Regions from separate parts of the Homo sapiens genome. Here region 1 is linked to region 2. The links are chromatin loops, found by intact Hi-C in ENCODE. Cell type or tissue: heart left ventricle. All regions are shown on one strand. Each heading gives the region's core, and the rest is flanking DNA. Links, peaks and the distances in the headings are about the cores only. Region 1 has its middle 96 kb from the start of LINC02815. Region 2 overlaps LOC124904539 (a long non-coding RNA gene).

Region 1 (5,372 bases), core at 52-5,051, 120 kb before region 2:
GTGCAATTATTTCACTTACTAAAAAGGATCCCACTGGTGGGAGGAAAAGAGGACTTGAAAGCCACTGATCCAGGACAAAGCCTTCCTTTTATACTTTTTTTCCTTCCTTCCTTCTTTCCTTCCTTCCTTCCTCCCTTTTTTCCTTCCTCCCTTCCTTCTTTCCTTCGTTCCTTCCTTCCTTCCTTCCTTCCTTCCTTCCTTCCTTCCTTCCTTCCTTCCTTCTCTATCTTCTTTCTTTCTTTTTCATATAACCCACAAACATCCTTCCATATACTTAAATTTTTTTCCAGACGAGGTTCTGCTATGTTGCCCAGGCTGATCTTGGATTCCTGGCCTCAAGTGATCGTCCTGCCTCAGCTTCCTGTGTAGCTGGGATTACAGGTGCCTGCCACTGCACTCAGCTTCTGTGTTTTGAACAGGCTCCATTGGTGATGCAGATGCTGCCTATGGGACCTGTGATGGTTAATTTTATAAGTCAACTTGTCTGGGCCATGGTATCCAGATAGTTTGTCAACTATTATTATTATTATTTTAATACAGCATTAAATTTTAATTTTTAATTTTAATTTTTTTTGAGACAGGGTTTTGCTATGTTACTCAGGCTGGAGTGCAGTGGTGTGATCATGGCTCACTGCAGTCTGGACCTCCCAGGCTCCAGGGATCCTCCCACCTCAGCCTTCCAAGTAGGTGGGACCACAGGCACGTGTATCACCACACCCAGCTAATTTTTGTATTTTTGGTAAAGACGAGGTTTCACTATGTCACCCAGGCTGGTCTCAACCTCCTGGGCTCAAGCGATTTTCCCACCTCAGCCTCCCAGTGTGCTGGGATTACAGACGTGAGCCGCCACGCCTGGACAGGTCAAATATTATAAATTTTTCTGTGAAGGTGTTTTAAATGAGATCAACATTTAAATCAGTAGACTTTAAGGACAGCAGATTAGCCTCCATAACACGGGTGGGCCTCATCCAAACAGTTGAACACCTTAAGAGAAAAAGACTGAAATTTCCCAAGGAATATGGAATTCCTCCAGCAAACGGTCTTCAGTTTTGAACTGAAACTCTTCCCTGGGTTTCCTGCCTGTCCACCTGCCCTACAGACTTTAGATCACCCTGGCCTCTACAGTCCTGTAAACCCATTCCTTAAAATAAAGTTTCTCTCCCTCTCTCTCTTTATGCACACACACACACACACACAGAAACACACAGACACACAAACACACACATACACATACACACAAACCCACACATACACACACACACACATGCACACACATATACACATACACACAAACACATACACAGAAACACACAAACATAGCACACACACATACACATACACACACACACAAACACACAGACACACACACATCCTGTGCATTCTGTTTATCTGGGTTCAAACTCCAGCTCTTCCACTTACAGTGAGATTTTAGACAGGCTATCTCAAATCTTTGCTTCTGTCTCTGTAAAGTGGAGATTATACATTTAGTCCAGTGCCTGGCACTTAGGAAACTATTAATAAATTAGAACTCTAACCTTCATCAGGCCATGATGATTATCATAGTAGCACTGGGAAAAACTGTAAGAAGTCTTGCCCTTCCTGTTCTTCAAGAAATCTTGTCTCTATCCCTCATTCTAAGCAGTGAAAACCTCACCTTTTCTTGAAAATCTCAAGGAAATGAGATTGTACAGACATCCTCTGCTGAGCACAGCAGCCCTGCCCGGCACGTGAGGGCCCGATGGCCCCAGTCCCACCTCTCCCCTCACTGCCGGGCAGCAGGGAGGAAGCAGCAGAAAGCGTTTCCCAGTCAGGACACGTTTGTTGTCAGCTCTTTCCTGGACAGAGCCAGCTTTTCCTTCTTGTTTTACTTGGCATCGATCTGTGTATTATCTGTGCAGTTCTCTGGAAAAGAACAGAAAACCAACTTCCTATGTGAATAGCCAAGAGCACTGACCTCTCTGATCTCTGGCTGTCTTCAGGACTAACTCAGAATTCCTGGCTCCTCCTGTCTCTGGCCAGGGAGGCCGCCTGAGTTGGTGCACAGAAACCTCAGCTGGTATCGGGAATGTTCTGCAGGACCAAGGGTGGTTCCAGGGTTTTTACATAGAAGGGGCTTGAAGGCAGGAGTTTGGTTGAAAGAGAAATTGTCCTATAATTGTATTTGCAGCACAAACACAATGGTTTTATTTAGAAGGCATATCACAGAGCATGAGGGTGACAAACTGGCCAGTGGGATAAATCTGTCCCCCTACCTGTTTTCGTAAATGAGGTATTGTTGGAACGCTTCTATGCCCTTTCTATTGCCTAAGACTTCTTTCGCATTGTAGCGGCAGAGCGGAGTAGTTGAAACAGAGGCTGTATGTGTGATCGCAAAGGTCTAAAATACTTACAATCAGGTCCTTTACAGGAAAAGTTTGCAAATCCCTGTAACACAGCAATAAAACAGCACATTTTAAAAAAAGATGCTACATTTATAACAATGTGCGTAAAAATAAGAAACTATCCTTTGCTCATTTCAAATCATATTTTGGGGATGTCTCGGTGGGTGGTTTAATGAGGCCCCTGGGTGGGAAGAGGAGTGTAAATTTTCCTAAGTGACGTTTGTGCTGTGACCATGGAGACACTCCTTCCTCAACCCAGGTCCTCTGAATCTCACAGAATGCCAACCTGTGGTCTGAGTTTCTGCTTTGTTTTCAGGTTTTGGCCTCTGCCCAGCAGCACAGACTGTCCTCTCACCCGGGTTGTTTTTTCAGTTTTTCTTGCATCGTGGCAGCTATGGAAAACGGCATTCATTATTTGTAAAAGGATGCGGCTGCTCACGGCTGAGGAGACAGCCACAGGAGCTGTCCCAGACCCCATCCCCAGGACTGAGGCATTGGCCTCTGCACACGTGAAACCCATTAGCAGCCCGGAAGACACTGCAGCGGAGGGCTGGGAGGCTCCCGCTGGTGAGCTTCCCCTTGTTCCTGGTGACAGCGCTCTGGATCTGCCACTCAGGGTGTCAAGGAGAGTCGGTCACACTTTCCTGTTCCTGCTCCAGGATGGGGCCTCCTGTCCCCCAGGGCCCCAACCTTAACAAAAACCTGAAGGAGCATGCTAGGTCCTGGTTGAGTTGTTTTCTCCTATGTTTCATTTAAGCCTAATTAAAGTTCTGGTATTAGGCCAGAGAGATATGATACTATTAGCTATGTTTTGTAATGGAGGAAATGGAACCTCAGAGCACTGCGGCAAGTTGCTCAGGTAAATGGGCTCTGAGCCAGAGGATCAAGTGCTGGCGGTGTGCTGGCAATGCCAACAACAGGATCTCCTTGCACAGCAGGGAGTGGGGAAGCCTCATCCACAGCATCTGCCCCAGCCCTTGAATAAATCCCCTACCCAGGGGGCTCACCAACCCCGGACTAGGATCCCTGACCCTCTCTGGGCCTCTATTCCCTGACCTGTGGGTTGAGAAGGTGTAGCGCCTGGAGCTGCGGAGCAGACCTGCACAGGAAGTGCTTTAAAAGCCACAGAACCTTTAAAAGCCACAATCTTAGACGGCGTGGGTCGGTGCCAGCAGAGTAGGAGCCCCAAGCATGAAAAGACCTGGCACATCCCACCTCGGTCACCCATGTGCGACTAAAAGCAGATCCGACACTAAGCCATATGTTTAAGAAGGCGTTTTTCTCATGATGCCTATGTAAATCATCACATAAAAAAAGTGTTGGGCTCCCTATCTTGCTATTGCCCTAAGCATGTTTTTGGCCTTTCCACTGGGTGACCCAGCCTGGGGACAATATGTTTGAGAAAGATAGGTATCTTGTAGCTTTCAGGACCCAGCTGGAAACTTTAGGAGAATTAGGGGTATCCAGTATCCAGGTTGGAGTAACTTCAACAGCCTGGGACTGAGTTTAGACAAATGGCCTGCAGAATTGTACCTAACTAGCTGTGTAATCACTCATGAATTGTTTTCTGAGCACCTCTGGCAAGGTGCTGAGGGGGAAGAGGTGAGATGCTTGTCTTCTCTGGGGCTGGGGATGGAGTGAAAGATGCATGTGGCAGAGGCCACTTATGACCCAGGGAGTGCTGCTGCCATGATACCTGGGCAGCATCCGAGGGCCCATAATGGCCAAGTGTGCTGTAAGGGGGTCAAGAGATCACCGTTGAAGTTGGCAGCTGTGGGAGGCTTCCAGAATGGCAGATGGAGCTGGGCCTCGAAAGGCAGGTGGGATTCCAGCAGGTGAGGACGGAGGCTGGACCAGCACTCTCAGGGATCCATCGAGTGGTTTTTCCTTTCTCTGTTTCACTTGGATGCCCTTGATTCTCACTTCCATTTCCTCTCCTGGTTTGACCCCTGAACTACATCCACAGGTGAGAGGGCAGCCTTGACTCCCCTGTTCTGGGACTGGTTATTAGGCTTGGTAGGGGTGGAGAGGAGGGTGGCTTCCTCCCAGAGGCAGTAGTAATATACCCAACCGACACTCCAGCTTTCCTTAAAGGCATCTTCGCATCCCTTTAATGAGTTCATTTTTCCATTATGTAGCCTAGAGGTGTGTGATTGGTTAAAATTCAAAGAACTAGTATTTGGCCACCTTTTAGCACCATTTAGCAATTATTTCAAATATGTTCCTTTAGAATGTGCAGGTGCTTGTTAAGAGTTCTTTTCAGCAAAGATCCTAACACAACCGGAAAAGTCCTCGTGTAATATCCTGTTACGTTCTCTAGGTTGATTTTACATTCTGCCTATATGACTGAACACATTTCCAATGCAATTAAAAAATAGTTTGCAACAACTCAGTGGGTGCTGATGTGCAGCTTCCTCAGTTGCCTGGCCCATCATTTTCATCAGGTTACTCTTAGGGCGTTCTGTGACCCATAACACTAAGGCTATGTGACCCATAACGTAAGACCAAGGCCTGCTGGCCTATAAGGCAAGGTGCTGTTACCAGCTTACTTGATGCCCCTGGCTCATCTTAGACTTGAGGTCTCCTAACTCCTTGCTTAGAACACTTTCACAAGATTCTTTTGTCCCCTAAACAAAACAAAACAAAACAAAACAAAACAAAAAACAACCCAAAACCAAAAGCCTTGAGACCTCACTTTTTGATTTGAATTTTTATTTAACCTAATGTCCTTTTATCTCTTAATAGTTGGCTCTGGAACCCACTATGCAGCTGAATCCTCTTTCGTCAGCCCTTGTGTTTGTTGGTATAATTTGGTGTAAAGGAAAATAAAAAACTCTCAGGACCCCCGAAGTCCTTATGCAAAAGGGAAGGTTAAGCCTGGAGACGGAGTCACATAACACTCCCTTCCAAATGAAGAGCTGTTACCAGCATTATGTGGTTCCCCTCTGGAAGGTAAAAGTCCTCAGACATCTACAAAGGACTACCCCACAG
Region 2 (5,372 bases), core at 313-5,312:
GACTAGCGACCCCCTTAGTCCTGTCAGCCCTGAGAGACTCCAAGGCAAGCCTCTGGGGGCTGAATCTAACAAATCAACCATCTCCCCAGGACTCTATCATGAGGCTGCACATTGGGTTCCCCTCCAACAGAACATTTTTCCCCAGAAATCACAGGATTAGGCCTCCTAACCTTCTCTCCCTAAACTGCCATGTCCAGGTGTTACTTGTAAGCTGACCATCAACTGAACCATAGTCATGAGAAAATGTGGATTTATATGTAGATTTGCTTGCAAGAGAAGTTGGGGGACCCCGACCAGGGACCAACAGTTTTGTTCCTGTGCTTCTGCCTGACCTGTGTCCTTGTCCAGTGCCTTGGCTCTCCTTCGTGTCTGCTGCAATCTCACTTAGGCAAAACTGTGGCTCTTTTACGCGGCCCCATTTGGTCTCTGGATGAACTGGGATACGATACTTTCATAGTCACATCCATTAGCAGGGACGGCTGCCTCAGTGACAGGTGTGGGTTGGGGGAAAAGCACACACTTGAGTGGCAGAGCCGGCTACTGCTCCTCCCAGGCACTTGCTCCCTCTTTCCTTCCCTGTCCTCTGCTCTGGAACTTCATAATCCTGAGCCACAATTGTGCACATCAGAGGAGAGATACAGGAACTAACAAAAAAGTGGCCCAGCAGTTTTGTTCCAGAGAATTGAGTTTAGAGCACAACGCCTCACCTGGGCTACCACAGTGCCCTAGAAAGCTGTAGATGGATACAGGATGTGATGGTGAGTTTCATGCATCAGCTTGGCTAGGCTATAGGACCCGGTTATTTAATAAACACTAATGTGGACGTTGCTGTGGAGGTATTTGTGGTGTGGGTCACATGTACAATAAGCTGATTTTCAAGAGATTGCCCCTGATCATGTGGATGGGCCTCATTCCGTTGATCCCCCTAAGAGCAAAAACTGAGGTGTCCCACAGAAGAAATTCTGCCTCAAGACTGCAGCCTCAACTTCTGACTTCAGAGCTGCTACCCCGCTGCTTTGAGGCCGGAGGCCCTGCTGGGCCCAGCCTCCTGTGGCTGAGTGTCATCTATTGTCTCACGCTCAGAAGGACCCCAGCCCCATCCAGAAACCAAACACACCCTGTGGTCAGTCTCAACTCAACCTGCCAACCACCTAGCTGTGATTCTGTCCTTCTCACTATGCTTATTACAAACAGGTGGACCAGGCTATAACTGGGCAAGATCTGCTGATGGCTTACTGCTGACTGAATCAGGCAGGGGTGCCTGCTCTTAAAGGTGTTTCTTTTTAGTGAGATCATGGCCTTGGGTGTGAGGCGAAGGAATAACTAGGGGCTAGGGAGCAGCAGATCCAGGTGTGAGGCCCAGCCCTTATGTTTATTGCCTCTGTCTTCTCACCTGTAAAATGGGTTCACAACAATAAGATTACTCACAGTGTTGCTTTGAGGCTCAAAGAAGGAAAGGTGTGTGAAGCATGTTGAGAACTATGAAGAAAAATACCAAGGTTAATAATTAATTAAAGCATTTTTACCACTTTCCATCGAACTATTGAGAACAACAAAAAACTTTTCCAAACTGTGGCTAAAAGCAAGAGGTCGGTCTCTCCTCTAACGTTTCTTCTTTGATTCCCAGGCTTTTGCATTTAGCCCAAAATAGGCTCCTTGGTGCCCTGCGTTTTAAGTAGGAAGTGACCAAGTCACTGACTTCCCGGAATCTGTCTCTGCCAACACAGGCCATAGAGTCCTTAACAACCCGCCTGTGAACAGTTATTTATAGTGTTCACCTCAGGCGGACACCACTTTTAGGGCAGCAGGGAAATGAGAACATCCGCTAAGGGCGGTTTAGATCGATCTGTTTTGCCCAGCTCTGCTCAGCTGGGAGAAGTCTGCTGTCTGCTCCACAGCCCCTCCACTTCAGAGCAGGTAGTCGTGGCTTGCACTGTGGGCTGTTCCCCCAGCCTCTACACAGCTAGAAGACAACCTCTTCCTGTTCACAGAGCTCTAGAGGGGGACAAGGGAGTGTCAGCCTAGCATCTGTGGAAAAAGAGTTCAGGGAGGCTGCAGTGAGCCATGGGAAAACCTAGGTCTCTTCCCTGCTAGTGTGTGACTTCCAAGACCTCTGGCTTCCCCTCCTAAGTGACGGTGGCATGCTCTGCCTGCGTGTGTCATAGAGATCCTAAAACCTCCCGTGAACAAAGACTGGTACACAGGCGGGTAACAGTGTTGCTATTATTCTTTCTTCAGTAATATGACCCAACACAAGCAAAGAAAGAGACAGGCAGGCTGGCTTCACGGCTAGAGTTGCTGAAGATGACCACCGCAGGAGGGAAAGGAATCACGTTCATGGTTACTTGTCATCAGTGCAGAGTTCCCTCCCAGTGTGTTAGGACAAAAGGGAAGAACCTCTGCAGTTGAGAAGCAAGGCACAGATAAGAATCTTTGGATTTCTTCGGTTAGGTACTAAATGCCTGGAGTGCGGCTTTTTCTGCCAGCAGCTGCGTCCAGTCATTTGTGGTGTTGAGGCCAGGGTAGCGGCCCTGTCCTGGGAGTCGGCCTCAGTCTTTGGCTTTGGCTGTAAGGCACACTGAGAGAAACTAGGCTGCAGGCCGCTCTTCTCTGCCTTAAACCCCTCTGGGTGGGGCAGCTCTCTCGAGAGCAGTCATTACTGCAGCTGTGTGAGCTGCAGGGTGGCTGAGCAGAGGAAAGGGAGGCACGATTGCTCACCCCTTGGGAGGCGGCACAGGTCACAAGAGAGCTTTGGAGTTGTACAAATCTGGGTTCCAATCCTGGATCTCCCTTCTTAGACATTCAGACCACCTCTCTAACCCTCGGTTTCCTCTTCTGTGTAGTGGTGATAATCCTACAGGCCTCAAGATTTTGGGGACACCAAACGAGAGCACAGAAAACCAGTGCAGGGGGGAGGGTGCTGGTGCAGGGTAGTTGGTGAGTGAGCATGACCCTCAGCACCCCTGACTCCACCGTTCACACCTGAGAACGTAGGGCCGGAGATGACTTTGCCAAGACTGAGCACCAAGCAAGAAGCACGGCTGCGGGAAACGCGGCATGCTCAGGCATCCACAGTCTTTAAGCTAAATGACATCTTACTGAGCGCTCCCTTCCACAAGACTCCGTGTTGGGAACTGTGCATGCGAGGGATCTAGGTTGCCTGGGGGAGGTGCTCTCCCCTCACCTTCTTCAGAAAACAACTTCCAGGTTTAGTGTTTAGAGTAATTTTTTTTAAATGTACAAAAAGTGCTTTGGTGTCCAAAAAAATGTGTTGAATTTGAAAAGATTCAGATGGCATCCATAATCTTCATCCCCGCCCTTCCAGCCCCGGGCTTGGTACCTCTGCAGGGCATGCCCAGGGTGGTTGGGGACTGGCACAGGTCTGTGGCCCTGGGGGTTGGGGACCCCTGCAGTAGGGTCCTGAGACTTTGTGAGTCGCTGGGCTGCCTGCAGGGCCAAGGGGCATAAGCAAATCTCCATCCTGGCATTGGTGCAGGTGAAAAGGAGGTGTAAGTCCCTGCTGCAAATGGAGAGGACACAGATATGACACAAATGGAGAGAGACAGTGAAAATCACCGAGAGACCAGGCTCTGCCCGGGCTGGCCATCTACCAGCCACCCAGCCATGGGATGCTGGACAGTCCTCAGGCTTCTCGGGGCCTCTGTTTCCTCACCCAGGAAATGAGCTCAGGCCAGAGGGACAGTTTTCAGGGTTTTCAATTTTTTTTTTTAAAGCAGCAGAAACTTTTCTTTAAAATAAACCATGAGCAGAGCCCCAGTACATTAAAAAAAAAAAAAAAGTAGAATCTGCCTGGTGGAGTGGAAGTGGGGACCCAGAGGCCTTGTGTGCCTTGACCCGAGGATGTGTTGTTGGGGCCGCACTTTCAGAGGGGCACCCAGCACCCTATATTGGGCCCACAGGTCTACATCTGTTCCCATGTCCCAATTTAGCTGTAAGTCCTTGCAGGCAGGGGCTGTCCTAGAGCACTTGGGGTGGCCAGAGCCCAGCCCAGCACCCTGCTCACACGCTCTGGTGACATGTCATTAGTAGAGGCAACTTGCGCAGGTCTGCAGCAACCTCCATTCTTGCCTCCTCAGAAGAAAAAATTCGACTGAGGGGCATAAGGCAGAAGAAAAGACCAAGGCAAGTTTTAGAACAGAAGTGAAAGGAAGTAAAGTACACTTGGAAGACAGCCAAGCAGGCAACTTGTGAGGTCGAGTGCAGGGTTTGACCTTTGATTTGGGGTTTATATGTTGGCACGCTTCCAGGGTCTTGCATTACTTCTCCTCTGATTCTTCCCTTGGGGTGGGCTGTTCGGGTGGGCTGTTCCCATGCGCAGTAACGGTGCTTGAGAGCGGGGCATGCACAGTGTGTTTACTGGAGTTGTACACATGCTCACTTGAGGCGTTCTTCCCTTACCAATCTGGCATTCCTAGAGGAAGGTCATATGCCAGCTAAACGCCTCCATTTTGCCTCTTAGTGCGCATGCTTGAGCCCACTCACCCAATCCCCTGCAACCTTATCGGGAAGCAGCTGATCACCAGCTTCAGGTGTTTTCTGTTTATTGGGAGACTGCCTTTCCCTGGTGCTGGCTGTGCCCAATTATTATTTTAGAGAGACAGTTAACAACAACCTGATCATCACCTGATGGTTGTCTGACATTCCTGGTGTGTGTGTTGGGAGAGCCCCTCCTGCCCTGCTCATGCCTGGCTAGCTACCTCCCTCATCAGTACTGCAGTGGGAAGAGGCAGCCGGTAAGTCGATGAGAAGTGCCTCCTCTGCAGCAGGGCTTTCAGTCTTGTACACTTCACGGGGTGGCCGGTTTTCTATTTTTCCAAAGACTGGTATTAAAATAGACAATTGTCCCTACTGCAGTCACCTGCAGTTATTCAAATAAAGGGCATTTTGGCAATAGTAAAATGGCTTGGCCCTTGGGGACCACTACTCTAGAGCCACTTCCGGTCATTTGCTTGACCTTGTCATCTGCCTGTCTTTGCAAGTGAGTTCGCTTTAGGCTGACCTTTGGTCCATGGTGGTCCAGGTCTGCCTCCTCACAGCCCTCAGGCGTGGCTGGCTGTGACTCATCTGAGCCTGGAGTGTTGTCCTCTTGGTGGGCACTGATCACTGTGACATCTCTGCCTTTGGTCCAAAGTCCTGTCTGTACTTTAATAGAATATGACTACTGAATCTTGACCTTTGGCAAGAGAGGCCTGGGGTGATTTAAAGTAAACAAAACAGCCCTTACCACCAGAACCTGCCCAGGGAGGCAGGGACAGAAGTAAAGCAGTGTTCTGTCCTCAAGCTGGTGGCGACACAGAAAGAAAGCCAGAAAAAGCAGCCCCACAGTGTGTTAACTGAGTCCTCACAAAGTG

What was found. A loop is a pair of places that touch in the nucleus more often than their neighbours do. Peaks named below come from ENCODE experiments on the same cell type or tissue, not always from the same donor. Only the 100,000 strongest peaks of a DNase experiment are listed, where the experiment ranks them.
Region 1: a loop joins it to region 2, with 2.3 times the contacts of the local background. A loop is called at or near these places in 1 of 110 quality-filtered maps.

Annotation. Positions count from the first base shown.
Region 1 is chr1:229,056,369-229,061,740 of GRCh38, reverse strand. No RefSeq gene overlaps it. Among named protein-coding and RNA genes, the nearest start is that of LINC02815, 96 kb to the left of the region's middle. RefSeq lists enhancers at 1,272-1,771, 2,399-2,899. In heart left ventricle, for the core only: no CTCF peak of the experiment used is centred there; DNase peaks (open chromatin) are centred at 1,750 and 2,920; H3K27ac peaks cover 408 bases.
Region 2 is chr1:228,935,179-228,940,550 of GRCh38, reverse strand. The region is part of intron 2 of LOC124904539 (a long non-coding RNA gene); the gene reads left to right. Among named protein-coding and RNA genes, the nearest start is that of RHOU, 200 kb to the right of the region's middle. In heart left ventricle, for the core only: no CTCF peak of the experiment used is centred there; a DNase peak (open chromatin) is centred at 2,609; H3K4me3 peaks cover 465 bases; H3K27ac peaks cover 1,655 bases.